3 separate regions of the Homo sapiens genome follow, and regions 2 and 3 are each linked to region 1. A link is a loop called in an ENCODE intact Hi-C map of the cell type or tissue named here. Cell type or tissue: dorsolateral prefrontal cortex. All regions are shown on one strand. Region 1 overlaps UNC13B (unc-13 homolog B). Region 2 overlaps UNC13B (unc-13 homolog B). Region 3 overlaps UNC13B (unc-13 homolog B).

Region 1 (5,000 bases):
ACTTCAATAGATATCATGGGTTTGGAGCTTTTTGTTCAGTGTCCTCTAGGTTAAAATTCTGCACTCTCAAAGTCATTTGTGATTTAAAGTTGTAGAATGTATTGGTTTTCTTGTTAGTTTTGAATTCTTTTTTTTTCTTTTCTTTACCTTGGCTGGATAAAGTTATGAATTCTTGATGGCCACTTTGCATGGTATTGTGAAGAGCAGCTCAGAGTCTTTTTTTCTCCCAAGTCTCCCAACCAGTTATCTTTTTCTGCATCACTTGTTTCTAGGAAATGGGTAAACTAGAGTTAAAACTTTGGTCAGCTTGACTCAAATGTCTGTGTTCTTTCCGCTATACCACCACCCTGTGGTGGCAAAAATCTCATGGGATATAATTTGCCATTCAGAAATATGTGCTTTTCTTACGTGGCTACTGCCCTTTGTTTTAATTAAAATTAATTCATTTATTGAATAGGTAATATACTTTGTATAGGAGTTTTAAAATATTAAAGGGAGTATAGTAAAAAGTCTCCCTCCTGTTCCTATTCCCCAGCCACTTGGGTCTTCTCCCCAGAGGTAATCATCGTTAGCATTTTCTTGTGAATCATTCAAGAGGTTTTACTGCTGTTCGAATATACAGGTATATACATTAGAGAGATCTTTTGATTATTCTTTCCATCCTTTGAATTGGTTTTATTTACTCATTCATTTATTCTGAGATGGAGTCTCGCTTTGTTGCCCAGGTTGGAGCGTAGTGGTGTGATCTCGGCTCACTGTGACCTCCGCCTCCTGGGTTTAAGTGATTCCCCTTCCTCAACCTCCTGAGTAGCTGGGATTACAGGCGCCTGCAACCACACCTGGCTAATTTTTGTAGTTTTAATAGAGACAGCGTTTCACAATGTTGACTAGGCTGGTCTTGAACTCCTGACATCAAATGATCTGCCTGCCTCAGCCTCCCAAAATGCTGGGATTACAGTGAGCCACTGTGCCCGGCCTGAATTGGTTTTAGAGTACCAAATACTACAATAAAATGTCCACAGCTAACTTATAGTTGAGATTTGAATACTTCTTGATCAGTGTCTTTTTTGGGTTCTCACTCTGTTCTAAGGATTTATTTAAAAGCCACAGGGGCTAGGTGCAATGGCTTGTGCCTGTAATCCCAGCACTTTGGGAGGCTGAAGTGGGCAGGTTGTTTGAGCTCAGGAGTTCGAGACCAGCCTGAGCAACATGATGAAACCCGATCTCTACAAAAAATACAAAAATTAGCCTGGTGTGGTGGTGTGTGCCTGTAGTCCCAGCTACATGGGAGGCTGAAGCGGGAGGATCACTTCAGCCCAGGAAGTTGAGACTGCAATGAGCCAAGATTATGCCACTGCACTCCAGCCTGGGTGACAGAGTGAGAGCCTGTCTCAAAAAAAAAAAAAAAAAAAGGCATAGGGAATAGATGGTTTATTTTATTTTCCCTGTTGCTTTCCATAGCAAAGATCTGTTTCCCAAAATCCTGGCCTTGAGTACAATAGAAATGTTTCCTCTGTCTGCACTCACCCTCCTAGAATGACTTTCACACATTTATTCCTGGGTCAAGAACTTCTGCAGTTTATGTCCATAGAATATGTTAGTTTCCTCACTAATTTTGAATTCGTTGTGGTCACTTTTTGTGGTGTTGTGAAGAGTTATTTTTTTCCTCTTCCAACATACTGAGTCCCTTTCTTATTTTAAACTTTGTAAAAAATAGAAATACGTAACATGGGTACTATAAAAGTCTTCAAATGATTCAGAAATGTGTAATATAGAAAGTGAAAGTACTCTTCAATTTCCCCCTCTATTCCACTCCGGGATAACTAGTCTTCACAGTTTCGTGTATATTCCCCCAACATTTTAATTTTTATTTTTAAAAAATGAGTCAAAAATTTAATTATGCGGTGTCTTTCAATGATAATTGTTTTCCCTCCCACAAAGGCCAAATTGTTCTTTTTGTCTGAATTACAAAAGAATAAATGTAAAATACAAAAGTTTTAGAGCATAATAATGAAACTAATACCCATTAGCCTACCACTCATCATTATCCTTTAGTATAGTTTAGTAATGTACTCAGAAGTTTTTCTTAGATTTATCATGCTCCCTGAGTGACAGTGTTTTCCTTCATATGGGACTGGTGAATTGCAAGTGTAGGGACATAGTCTTTGGTTTCTTAGTTTTGCTGTCTGATATGTTAGGTACTCAGGGAGTGACGCTTGGTTGTTTGCCCCTGAGGGACCTCATCCCATCCAGGTTTTAGGGAAAGACAATTTAACCTTTAGAGGAAAAAAAACAATGATCATTGAATAAGAGTGTAATTTGCAGTATTTTCTGGAAGATGGCATCCTTTTTCTTTGGGTTGGAAATTTACTTTCTCCAGAGCTTGTAGATTGCTAGAAAGCTTCTGTAATTGTGACTACTAGACTCATATTCAGGCGATTGAGACATGAGTTTGGCAATAGCTAAAGCTTTGTTGGCTATATTGTAAGGTAATTTATAAGCATTAGAATGCTCAGGGGTATCCCTAGTAGAAATGACATTGAAGCAGATGCCAGACAGAGAACTGTCATACTTTTCCTAATTTTTCCTGTGAAGCTTTGAGACTTCAGCATTACAGAAAAGAAATCCAGAGCCCTGAAGTACAAAGGAGCTTATCCATTATAGAGCTTTTCATTTTCTCCTTTGCAAAGGCTTTTATATTTTCTCGGGGGGTTCTTGTTCTTAGTGAGTAGCTATGTAAACCAGGGAGTATATTTGCAGAGGCTAGGAAAGAATTAATGGGAGAATGCAAAAACAATCAAAAGATCTGAATCACAACCTAGACTCAAGTCCGAAGAGGTAAATATACAAAGACAGCAACTTGAATATGTAATTTATAATTACATATTCACATTGTGTACACAGTAATACCATGGAAAGTACCCTCAATGGGTACACAGTAATACCATGGAAAGTACCCTCAATGGGTACACAGTAATACCATGGAAAGAAGGAAAGTCCCGAGGTGGCAAAGGAATAAATAAATGGTTAAGAATGGCATAAAGTTTGTTCAAGAAGGCTTTCCAGAAACATATGTTTAGAAATTACTTTTGAAAGAACTAATCGAGATGTGTTCATTGAAATGAGAGATTGTTCACAGTAGTATAAATGAAAAGAATGAGGAGAGGATTACAAAGATGCAGGACACACTGGCTTAGAGTACAGTGATGTCATAGTTGTACTTGCTAATCTGCCAGAGGAAATGAATCCTCTTGTTGTTGTTGGCCTTCAAAAAGCCAAGATGTACAGGGCTCGCCCAGTTTGGCAGATTCATTTCTTTGGGAGCCTTTTCTTTCTTTTACTCCAGATACGTAGAGTCCTCATTATCATCTATCACCTTCTCTCTGTTTAAATGTGTCGTAGAATTGAAAGTTTTGAGCCGCTTAAGATTTTGGTGGCTAAAATTTTGTTGCTGTGATGGAAGACCTGTTTCTGTGAACACTGGAAGCAGAAGAGCCTTATGATTACTTTTTACTTATTTACCCAGGACCACATGCCCTGCAGGAAAATAGGATTGCATGACCAGCTGGCCTCCACTCTGCAGATTCATCCACTTCTTCAATGTCCTCTATTTCTCCTTCTCATTTTTAAAATCCCAGAAGGCATAGGTCCCCAGGTCATATACTTCTTTTGCCACCTTCTTCTACCTTTTTGCCACTTTTTTTTTTTGTCTGAGCCTTCTATATTGGCTCTTGCATTAAAGCATCCTAATCATTCTGGAGTTCCATAGGTAGCTGATTCTTGTTTATCTTATAAGTAGGATATTTTCCCCATTTTATTTTATTTTTTGAAAGGAAACATGTGCATAAGGTACAAAATTCGATGTAAAAATGTATGCTATGAAAAACAGCTTTTTTTCTGTACCCTGTCCTTTAGCCATACAGTTTCTACCCAGAGGTAACCACTACTGCCATTTACTGTGGATTTCTCTAGAAAGAGTTTATGCATTCACAAACATATAAATATATATTCCCCCACCCCCATGAATGGTAGTATGCTATGAACTGTGTTTAGTGTCTTGCTTTTTATCATATAATATGTATGACTACATGTAGGGAACAGGTTCATAATAATGGACATTTTAAAAATTGAGGTGAAACTCATGTAGCATAAAATAAACCATTTTAAATATATAATTTAGTGACATTTAGTACATTCATAAATTGTAGAACCATTACCTGTCTAGTTCCAAAACATTTTTATCCCCCTCAAAGGAGACCTCATACCCATTAAACGGTCACTCTCCATTCTCTCCACCCCTCACCGCTGGCAACCACTGATCTACTTTCTGTCTCTATGGATTTACCCATTCTCGATATTTCACATAAATGGAATCATATAGTATTAGGCCTTTTGTGACTGGTTTATTTAGCAGCATAATGTTTTTGAGGTGCATTCACCATTGTGGCATGTATCAGTCCTTTATCCCATCTTATGGCTGAATACTAATTCATTGTACAGATATACCATATTTTGTTTATCCATTCATAGTTGATGAAATATGTTTTTTTTTAAACCACTTTTGGCTATTGTGAATAGTGCTGCTATGAACAACAGTGTACAAGTATTTGAATAGCTGTTTTCAGTTCTTTTGGGTATATACTAGGATTAGAATGGCTATTAATGTACATTTAAGTTGCTTCCAGTATTTGCAGTTACAATACTGAAATTGATATTTTATATACATAATTTTATACATGTGTGAATATATCTGTTGGATGAATAGCTAAAAGTGCGATTGCTGGGCCAAAGCATTGTACATTTAACAATGCATTTGAATTTTGAAATATGTTACAGAATTGCCCACTATGGAGGCTGTACTATTTATATTCCCACTTACAAAGTATGAGAGTGCTTCATCTTTCCTTAGCTTTTAGGAATAGTCACCCTTCCTACAAAATTATATTGCAGAGATGGCACACTGAGGATAGCCATAGGCAAACAGTTCCTGTGCCATGATT
Region 2 (5,000 bases), 110 kb after region 1:
GATCCACTCACCTCGGCCTCCCAAAGGGCTGGGATTACAGGCTTGAGCCACCGTGCCCAGCCAAGTTTGATTTTTCTTGGCTGGTCCTATAGAGTTACTTGATGTGCTTAAAATTCAGATAGCTACCATTTTGATAGATGAATCTTGTTTCCTGTTTCCTTATGGGTATGCGGACTATACTAATAGCCTCTCCTCACACACAGATAAAGAAGAGAAGGTGGTTGGGGGTGGTACCACCTGGGCTTGGCCAGAACCCCTCTGGGCCAACAACTTGGTTGAATTACGATAGTCTTCCATATTCTTCAGTCTTGCAGGTCCACAAATGGATTTTTAAAAATCTTGTTCAGTCTGTCTGTGATGGATTCATATTACTTGAGTTGATATGAGACTGATGTCTAAGCAATGATGCCAGTGTGCACTTGAACCTGTTCCTTTTCTAGTGTCCAGACTGTTTTCCCTATCCAGGGTGTGCCCTTCCTGGGTTAAGGTACCTGAGAAGTTGAGTCATTACTCAGAATGTCACCTGACATTAATTCAGTATAAACTAGATAAAATAATTCTGACCCAACACAAAAATTACCATTTTGGGCATAAAGTTACTGATATCACCCCAATTCACTGAGTCTATGAAATCTGACTTTTTTGTACTAATGAATTTTTTGTTGTTGATAGAGCCTTTCTGTAGATGTGTAACTTATTAAGCCAGTCAAATATTTGTTCCATTTTGCCTCATCTCATTATGTATTGACTTAATCAACATCTACTCATATAATCAATATATGAGTTCTAGGAGTGGGATGCCAACATCCTGCAGGCATATGATTCCACGTTTAATTATACTTTTTCTATGAAAATCAGCTATTAAAATAGTATATGTTAGATATTTTAACATTTAAAAAGTATACACTATGGGAAATGTGTGTGGAATGTGGTTTAAAGAGAGACCCCTTCCTGCCTGTCCTGTTATCTTTCATATGCATCAGATTCTCCCTCCTATCATCACTGCTAGGCTGTGGCTGTATAACTGTTATGCACTACCCCGAGATAAGTCAGGAGACCTCAGACTCAAGAGAGAATGTGTTTGGAGTTTCTTCTTATCTAACTAAGATAAGTTACAGTCCCAAAGGTATAGAGATGCACTGGTCATGCCCTATTGACTCTCATATAGAAGGAGCCATTTCTCCCCCCAGGGACTTGGCTTTTTCCTTGTCAGTGTGAGATTTCCCAGATTGGGACAGAGCTGCAAAGAGATAGAACAGGGACTTTCTATCTCATTTTTTCCGTTACACTGTTTGTTGTTCTTCCCATGGGCAGGGATGTGTCTCCAACCCAATGCCTCCCGACTCTTTCTACTCATCCAGGGGTGGTTCTGTTTCTGTTATAGTTTAGGGGACTCAGACACAGGTTCTCTTTTTCTTCCCCTTTATTTGTTTCTCACCCTCAGAAAGAGAGATTTGTAAAACTGCTGGACCAGCTACACAACTCACTGAGGATCGACCTCTCTACATACAGGGTGAGTGAAGACACGGCTGTGGGCAGGATAATAGATATCAAGCACGGTCCCAGAGAGACTGTAGGCCAATCTTGGCTATAAAGATTGAGGCCAGGGAAAACTGGTCTGTGTCATCACATCCACCCAAATGGCCAATGCTACTGACACCTGTGGTTCTTTTAACTCCAGGGACCATGTGGTGTATAAATAGCAGCAGGTATGGTTAGTTTTTATAGACAGTTGTCTTTCCAACCTCATTCTTAACACTCTACTAAACTCTCTGGTGACATTCTCATTAGGGAGTTTCCTGAGGATAATCTCTTCCAGGAGTATCCTTTTAAAAAATTAGATACCTAATTACATTTCTTTTTTGCATTTTTCCATACTCTCCTCGTTTTCCAGCGGAGGTGTGAGAATCTGGCTAGGGGACAGAGAGTAGCTTGGCTTTTGCAAGTAATCTGTATCAGAGAGCATGTCCATTCCTAGTATAAAGGGAGGAAATAGGTATAGTAGGAGGATGGTTACTGGGACGGGACAGGATAAGGAAATGGGCAGTTTCTTAGTTCCTCCTATGTTAGATCTTAGAAATGGCTTCATTACTTGCTTTAAAGTGTGTGAATTTTCAGAACAGGCAATATATGCACATTAAAAAGTAAGTATAAAAACAACCTTAAAGTCAAAAAGAAATGAGGTTTTAATTGTCTGCACTCAAGTGCCCTCCATTTGCACAAATAATGGACAGCTGACTGTATATCTTATATTTGGCATATAAGTAGCCATTTGAAGGTTTAAAAACTGACCATTAATGTGAAGACAGGCTCAGCATCTCCCTTCAGCTCTTCATAGCAGCTCCCTCCTAAGACTCGTGCCAAAGTGAATGAAGTAAGGATGGCTGGAAATTCCTAAGGAACTCACTCCAAAAGCAGTTCTGCTCAGAGATCTGCCATCTGCTGGCTGCAGAACAGTAGAAGAGCTGGGTTCTATTGTACAAAAAGTACAGGTCCTGGACCTCAGTTTGGTCTGTAGTGTGGCTCCACTTATATTCCAGGATATACAGTTAGATTGTAATTTTCGAAGAACTCACTGTTGGTGTGTAAGAATCTTCATCCAAGAAAAAAGCATGTGTGTAAGTTTGTGTGTGCCTGTGTGTTCCTTTGTACAAGTGCTTATACATTGCATGGGAAGTAGGGCTGGAGGAGGATGTGTCACTTTCTAGGGTGGGGAGTATTAACCCCTGCTTTTGGCAAGAGCCTGTTTGCATCAATAGAAAAAAGAGAAGGAGACCTGTAACTTTACAGTGTTTTTGGCCAGCTCAACTAGAGAAAAACCCAGTAGGTAACAATTAGGGAAGCTTTTGATATCATCACTTTTGGCAGGGAAGGTTTTCATAGTCCTCTGTTCCTTTCTTACATTTGCTTGATTTGCAACAGAATAATTTCCCTGCTGGGAGTCCTGAACGGCTTCAGGACTTAAAATCCACAGTGGATTTGCTGACCAGCATTACTTTCTTCAGAATGAAGGTAAGAAATGGACTGGGGCTTGGGTGGTGCTGGGCTGGAGACCTGGCTACAGGAACGTGAAGAATGAGAATCATTGGGCAGAGTCTGAGGCTACAGGATTCATCACCTCTAAGCTTACATTTCTGTGTACCTGTTCCCTGGGTTACTTCTGAGAGAGCACATAGACTATGGATCCATGAGGATGGGGTGGAAGTTTTCCCTGTCAACTATCCTGGCAATTTCATCACAGGGAAAAGTCTAGGGACCCAGACAGGGATGAAAGAATCTAGAGTAGGTTTGGGGTAGTGCTAGGAGAATATCCCACCCAGGTGAGCAGGTCCTTGGGCCCATATTTCTTCTTTTAATTGGCAGGTACAAGAACTGCAAAGCCCTCCAAGAGCCAGCCAGGTGGTAAAGGATTGTGTGAAGGCCTGTTTGAACTCCACATATGAATATATCTTCAACAACTGCCACGACTTATACAGCCGCCAGTACCAGCTGGTAAGAGGTTCAGGATCAGGTGGGGCCAGCTGTCAGTGGCTCTTTGGAGCCTCAGTTTTCCTTCATGATGGTGGTGGAAAAGCACTCAGGACAAAGTACTTGATGTTCTCAAGGGTGAGTGAGTTGTGGAGTATGAACCATGTGGACCATGTGAGATATGTGGATGGAAAGAGACCCCTGGGCAAGATGAGACATACCTGAATTGAACAGAAATGGCAACAATAATGATGTTGAAGAAAGTAAACCTAAATTCATGCACAGTTCAGGGGTTGAGTAGGGGAATTCTCAGTCCATCCCAGAGTCTTTTTTTCTCCCTCAAGTTTAACTTTATTCTGACTCTTGCAGACTCTTGTAAGTTCTGGGCTTCCTTCCTCTGAGATCTGAAGTGGTCTCTGAGCTGCTGGCTCCTGGAAGCTTTACTTTTCCCTCTAATTACTTCTCTCTGAAATGTGTGGTTCTTCTGGGTTGTATTCATCCACTGGCTATCAAGACTGACCCTATCCTTCTGTGAGGCTGAGCTACTTCACCTGTTTTAGCCTGGCACCCTAAGTCAGTACCTGGTGACTTAGTACATTTTCCCAGATCCTTCTAATAGTGTCCCCGATCCATGCTCCCAACTTATTTGAAAGCCAGAACTTACTTCTAGCTCCAATTACTCAATTACAGTTCCAATCTTAGGAGTTTCTTGCTGACCATACATTTGCAGAGTGGATTCCCTTCAGTCCAACAAATATTGAATGTTTGTTCTAGGCCAGGTCTGAGGAGAGCACAGTGCTCCTTCAGTAAGTTTGCAGTCTCATAAACATATATATAACTCTAATCAAAAGAGTCTGTTTGAAGGGCCTTGAAAAAGGGATAAGATTAAAGGAATTCCAAGGAGGAAGAGTCTTTTCGCACTCTTGATCAGATACCAGGAAAAGCTACATAAAACAAGGAACATTTGAGATAGACCTTAAAAGGCAGTGGGATTTGGACAACCAATGATGGCAGGACAACCTAAATGTCTTGGACATTTATCTTTAAGTAACTACATCCAATTTGTAAAGCTTCCTAGGAACACCCTCATAAAGACTAAGATCTTGTTCCTACTGCCTCTTCTCATTCCCAAGTGTACTTTCTGTGCCAGCCATGTATTTAAGGCTTCTTCCTTTTAAGGTTTCTAAAGCCTCCTGTTGATTCTGAAATCCATGGGAGGTTTTCCTGAGGCCTTTGTTTTACTTGATACATTCTAGGCTCCTCTGTCATCTGTCTATGAAGTCTCTGGTTGAGGAAAGACACTGTTCTCATAAACTATTCAGGGATACTCTTTAGCCTTTGTATTTTAGTATCTGCTTTTTACTTTCTCTCAATTTCATTTTTTCCTTATTCCATATTTACACTGGCATAAACTCTTGATGTCTTTTAAAATTTCCATCTGTTGACCTTCAGTCATTGGTTTATTCGTCCATTCATTTACTTAACAGAGCATTAGAGACATAAAGTTGAGTAAGAGACATTTCAGCCTTTGG
Region 3 (5,000 bases), 73 kb after region 1:
CCCAGGTTAGCCTGGTCTACACTGAATCAGTAGCAGTAGCAGGGGAGTCAGCTTCATTAGTGTTCCCGACAAACTGCCTTATCTGGACCAAAGTGAGGCTGGCCTTAGAAGACCTGGCAATGAATTCTGGGCCTCACCAGCATTGGAAAAATAAAGCTTGGCTTCTATAGCCATTTATCTCTTCCTCAGCGTTCAGGCTGTCTGAGAGACGGCCGGCCTCCTGACACTTGAATGAGGTGTTGGGAACTGAATGATTTACTCCTCCTTCTCCTTACCTTAAAAAGAAAACTTCTAGGAGAAAGCAGGACTAACTTTAAGGGTGACAGTCTCCTCGTAGGATTCCAGGCACTGCTGCAGACCATTAGAAGGGAGTGGGAAAGGCAGGAGTCTGGGGCAGAAGTAGAAGTCATGGCTCACTCAAATTGTGCCAGTTAGGTGGTTGGATGCTTGCTTTAGATATGGGTTTCCCTACTTTGTTGACTCAGGGACTTGCCACATCAGTAGCAATAACAACAGGACAGTGCTTTACAGTTTAGTAAGTACAGTTCTCTCATTTTAGCTTTATATAATAACATTCCTGTAATTATCTCCCCCACTTTACAGATGAGGAAACTAATTCACATAGAGGTCAAGTGTTTAATCCAAGGTCACTGGTGGAACAAGACCCAAACTTAAGTCTCTTGATGCCAGTCCAGTAGCACTTGCTCATGGCTTCATGTAGTTGTACACAGAGCTTCCATCTTAGTTTACTAAGCTTACTAAGCAATTCTAATTTTTTTTTTTGAGACAGTCTTGCTCTATTGCCCAGGCTGGAGTGCAGTGGTGCGATCTTGGCTCACCGCAACCTCTGCCTCCTGGGTTCAAGTGATTCTCTTGCCTCAGCCTCCCGAGTAGCTGGGATTACAGGCACCTGCCATCACTCCCAGCTAATTTTTATATTTTTAATAGAGAGGGGGTTTCACCATATTGGCCAGGCTGGTCTCAAACTCCTGACCTTGTGATCTGCCTGCCTCGGCCTCCCAAAGTGCTGGGATTACAGGCGAGAGCCACCACGCCCAGCCGCAGTACTTCTTTTTTAAAGACAAATTTGAAAGGCCACTTGCCAGCTGCAGCCCTTGTAAAGCCAGGAACATTGTTCATGGCTAATACCAAGAGCAAATCAGGGATACCCAATCCCTACATGGTTGGGGAGGAAAAAAAAAAAAAAAAAAAGGAGTATCTTTGGAAATTCAGATTTTGTCCTTGTGGGAAGAGAGAAGGAAGAATTTGGCATCCTCTAGACTTTGGAGCGTGGTCTACCTAGGCAGCTGGGCACCAAGCCCAAGACCCAGAAATTCTGGTTGTGCAGGTAGTGCATCCTCGCAGGCTAGACTGAGTTGGCCAGATTAGGGGCATGGCTGTTCCTGGCCCCATGAGACCTTGAGGTGAAGCAGTAATGCCTCACAGGATGGATAGGGTTCTTAGATGAAGAATTCCTCAATGAATTAGAGTTGTTAGATAAGCTGGAAAGAAAAGGAGAGATGTGAAATGGGAATACATGCAGTTTCTGTCTCTTGGTTCTTGGCCTAGTTATTTCTAGTAAAAAGAATCAGCTTCATCTTTATCCCAAGTCCTCTGACTCGTCCTTCTGGTTCCTCCTAGTCTGGGGAAGCACAATGCTTTTAAATTCCAGGCCCACAGACTAGATGTAGGTGGTGGCCTTTCCTGAAAATGGGTTGCCATGAGAGCAGTCTGCCTGTGTTCTTTAAGGCATTTTCCCACTTTTAGGATTAACTTGAGTACTGGGAAAATAAAAGGAGGCAGAGTTTAGAAGATTTAGAAATCTCCATCAAATCTAGAAAATGGGGAAAGCATCCCTGGTCAAAGAACATGAAGAGTAGCATGTCTCCCACCAATCCATCTTACCCCTCCCAGGAGACCTAGCAGGACTGGAATATTAGTTGTCCCATGTGCCTCCTAGATCTCTGCTTTCCTCCTTGTACTTTCCACTCTACTGCTTCCGTACACTCTCCACATTCTCAGTAAAAAGGGAATGTATTCTCACTCCACATGAGGTAATCATCGTCTCTGCCTCTGTAATGCAGTCACCAATAGCTTAGGGTGTAGGGACTAGACTGGTGGCAAGTCTGTCTTTACCTTATTGGAGAAGAGTAAAGCACCCTGGAGCCCTCTGTGAGGTAACCCTCCCCCACATGTCCCATGTGATATTCTCTCTGGGCCAGGCAGAGGATTAGAGCAACCCTTTGTTATTAATACTTGAGCAGTGGACAGTGTGCTGGACAATCACTTATTGTGGTGCTCTGAAAGATCCTCTGTGGGCCAGGAAAGCCAAACCCAGATATTGACTAGCTGCAGCAAGCCCTTAGAGAGTATTAAGTGGAGCTCAGGAGCACCAAGCTAAGCCTAAACCTCCTTCATCCCCAGTTGTGAGTTCATGATACCTGTCTCTTTGGCTACCTGCCTCTCTACCTGCCTCTCTCATGCTAAATGCCACCTACGTCTGGACAGTGTGTGCGTACTGTGCCACTTTATTCTAGAATTAGGTAAAGAAATATTTTTCCTGCTAAGTTTAAAATACGTAAACCATTGTCCTTTCTCCAAGTGAACGGTTGCCATCACTCAACAAAGGGAAAATACTTTGTGCTATAAGCACAGGCAGGGGTAAACTTTTGAGTAAGTGGAGTCTTCACCAGAACAACAAACTGGAAAAGAAAGAAAGAAAGAAACATTCCATGTCTTGTCTTTCACTGTGTATGTGATTTGAGCCTTGGTGGTTAAGCATTTGTTTGTTTATTTCTGAGCCAGACTCCTAGTACTGAATTTTGTGAAAGTTCAAATAAGGACTTACTCATTGACCTTACTTCATCTACCTCCCAGCAGCTTGTCTCAATATCGTTGACTTTGGGTACTTGCCCAGAACACAAGGACTTTATTTTAATTTTACATTGATACTCTAAGGGGAAGCTAATGAGAAACAACTGACTGCCCATAGCCTTTAAGACTGGGGTTGGGAGGCAGGTCAGGGTTGATTCCTATAATCTTAGGAGATAATGTTTTTATTCCTGCTTGACAACTTGATTCAAACTAAAATCATCCTGCTACTTTCTGACCTGAGTGCACTATTTTCCTTTTTCACTAGCTACAGGATAAATCAAGCCAGGATCCAGGGGCATGTGCGAGGTTTGGAGGCCACACATGGGGCCATTCCAGGCAGCACTGTGGGCTAAGCCCAAAGCATCAGCCAGCAATAATTGCTAGAAACAAACTGAAAAGAGCAGGACAGGCTGTTGCCTTCCAAGGTAATCTCTATTAAGCATCCTGACCAGAAATAAGAGGAAGAAGCAGAGAACCCCTCAAACCCTGAGGGAGAAAATGAAGCGATTGTTGCAAGAGTCAGAGGAAGAAATCATGGTTACCTTGGGACCCTCCTCCAGGCTTTCCCCAGATAAGGCTAAGGCAGAGACCATGTGTGGCACCAAGAGCAAATCCTCTGGCCCTGCTGGATCCTTACCAGAGGACAACTCCCTGCCCCCTTGCTGTGGGTCAGCAGCCTTAGCCATTGGTGGAGATAGAGATGGGGACCTGGCCCAGCTTTGCAGCTTTGGGCAGCAGAACAACAGCCAGCTTCCTCTGGGCTCCACTGCCTATGTTTCAGGGTCTGGTTCTCAGGATCCCTCATCTGTCAGCATTACCACAAGCTGTCAGGAGCCCTCAGAGAGGAACCAAACCAAGACCCTTTTGTCCAGAGGCCATGGCCAAGGCTGTAGCCGTGAACAGCGGGAACCTTTGGGGGATGTAGTAGAATACATCATCAGAGAGCTGCAAGGCATCAGCCGTCTTCAGACTGAGATTGCTGAGCTGCAGCAGCACTTGAGCCAAGTCCAGGGTTCCGTGGATGAAGTCTCTAGCTGTGTAGACTCAGTACTGAGTGAAATAGAAGGCTTACAGGTGAGCACCTGTTCCCTGGCCAAGGTGTGTGAGGGTGAAAAGGCCCAGGAACCCCACGTGGACAGACCCAGTGAGGAAGCCATTCTGTATTTGTACGGACTTCCTGAACAAGATGGAGAAAATACTATGGAACTGGTGGAAAGCTTTCTAGCCAAGCACCTTTGTGTTAATGGCATGCAGTGCAACAGGTACATTAAAAAGGCTTACAGGGCAGGCACATCCCCTTCCCCTAGGCCCACTGTTGTGAAGCTTGCCCATCTAGAGCATAGAGACTTCATCTTGCAGAAATCCATCCTCTTGCAGAATGTGGGAGTCCGAATTGCCACCAGAGAAGAACCAAGCTGCCCACAGGGTAATAAGAATCCCCAGAAGGAGTCTATATCATTTTTTCAACAACAACATCAGGATTATAGTCAGACTTCTTTAAACCAGGATGAACCAGTTCTTCAGATGGAAACAGGGGACAGGGGACCCATAACAGGAACATATCAGATGAAGGCTCAGGATCAACAGAGAGAGCACCAGGCCCCTGAGCAGCAAGGCCCTTGCTTTCTACTCAAGAACAATTTATCAAAGGAAAGTGATGTGCCCAAGCTAGGGGATGAAATAAAAGGAGCATCAAGAACATCTCAAGTTATCAGTGGCAGCTGTGATGAACTGTCAGAGAAAAAGGCTTCTCTGTCTACCCCCCATCAGTTTGAGGAACCTGCCCTAGTATTAATCTCAAAAGAGGAGGCTTCTGGGAAGTCCCAGTTTTTCAAACAGTACAGCCAAAAACATGAAGCATGTAAAGTAGGAAAACCAGAAAATGACTGCCACGATAAAAGTGAGGCCAGCAGCTGCCTGTCATTGTCTGGGTTACTGAAGACAGAGAGAATAAACGCAGAGGACAAGCTCCTGGGCTGCGAAGCTGGGCTCGATATTCTGAGCTCAAAGGAACTAGAGGACCTTTTGGCAGACAAGTCCAGAAGGCTTGCAGCTCTGAGCTGTGACAGCATGATGGAGGAAATTATCATAGGGCCTGAGACTTTCAGTGACATGGTTCATATTGA

What was found. A loop is a pair of places that touch in the nucleus more often than their neighbours do. Peaks named below come from ENCODE experiments on the same cell type or tissue, not always from the same donor. Only the 100,000 strongest peaks of a DNase experiment are listed, where the experiment ranks them.
Region 2: a loop joins it to region 1, with 3 times the contacts of the local background. A loop is called at or near these places in 3 of 110 quality-filtered maps.
Region 3: a loop joins it to region 1, with 3 times the contacts of the local background. A loop is called at or near these places in 6 of 110 quality-filtered maps.

The regions. Positions count from the first base shown.
Region 1 is chr9:35,274,913-35,279,912 of GRCh38, forward strand. All of the region lies in intron 7 of UNC13B (unc-13 homolog B), which reads left to right. Among named protein-coding and RNA genes, the nearest start is that of UNC13B, 120 kb to the left of the region's middle. In dorsolateral prefrontal cortex, a CTCF peak has its summit at 2,326; no DNase peak of the experiment used is centred here; H3K4me3 peaks cover 2,422 bases; H3K27ac peaks cover 2,674 bases.
Region 2 is chr9:35,382,802-35,387,801 of GRCh38, forward strand. It overlaps UNC13B (unc-13 homolog B), which reads left to right. Exons shown (of 40, transcript NM_001371189.2): 22 at 1,445-1,513; 23 at 2,923-3,012; 24 at 3,364-3,492. Among named protein-coding and RNA genes, the nearest start is that of RUSC2, 100 kb to the right of the region's middle. In dorsolateral prefrontal cortex, a CTCF peak has its summit at 2,438 (motif pointing left); a DNase peak (open chromatin) is centred at 2,444.
Region 3 is chr9:35,348,155-35,353,154 of GRCh38, forward strand. All of the region lies in intron 11 of UNC13B (unc-13 homolog B), which reads left to right. Among named protein-coding and RNA genes, the nearest start is that of RUSC2, 140 kb to the right of the region's middle. In dorsolateral prefrontal cortex, no CTCF peak of the experiment used is centred here; a DNase peak (open chromatin) is centred at 2,247; H3K4me3 peaks cover 905 bases; H3K27ac peaks cover 706 bases.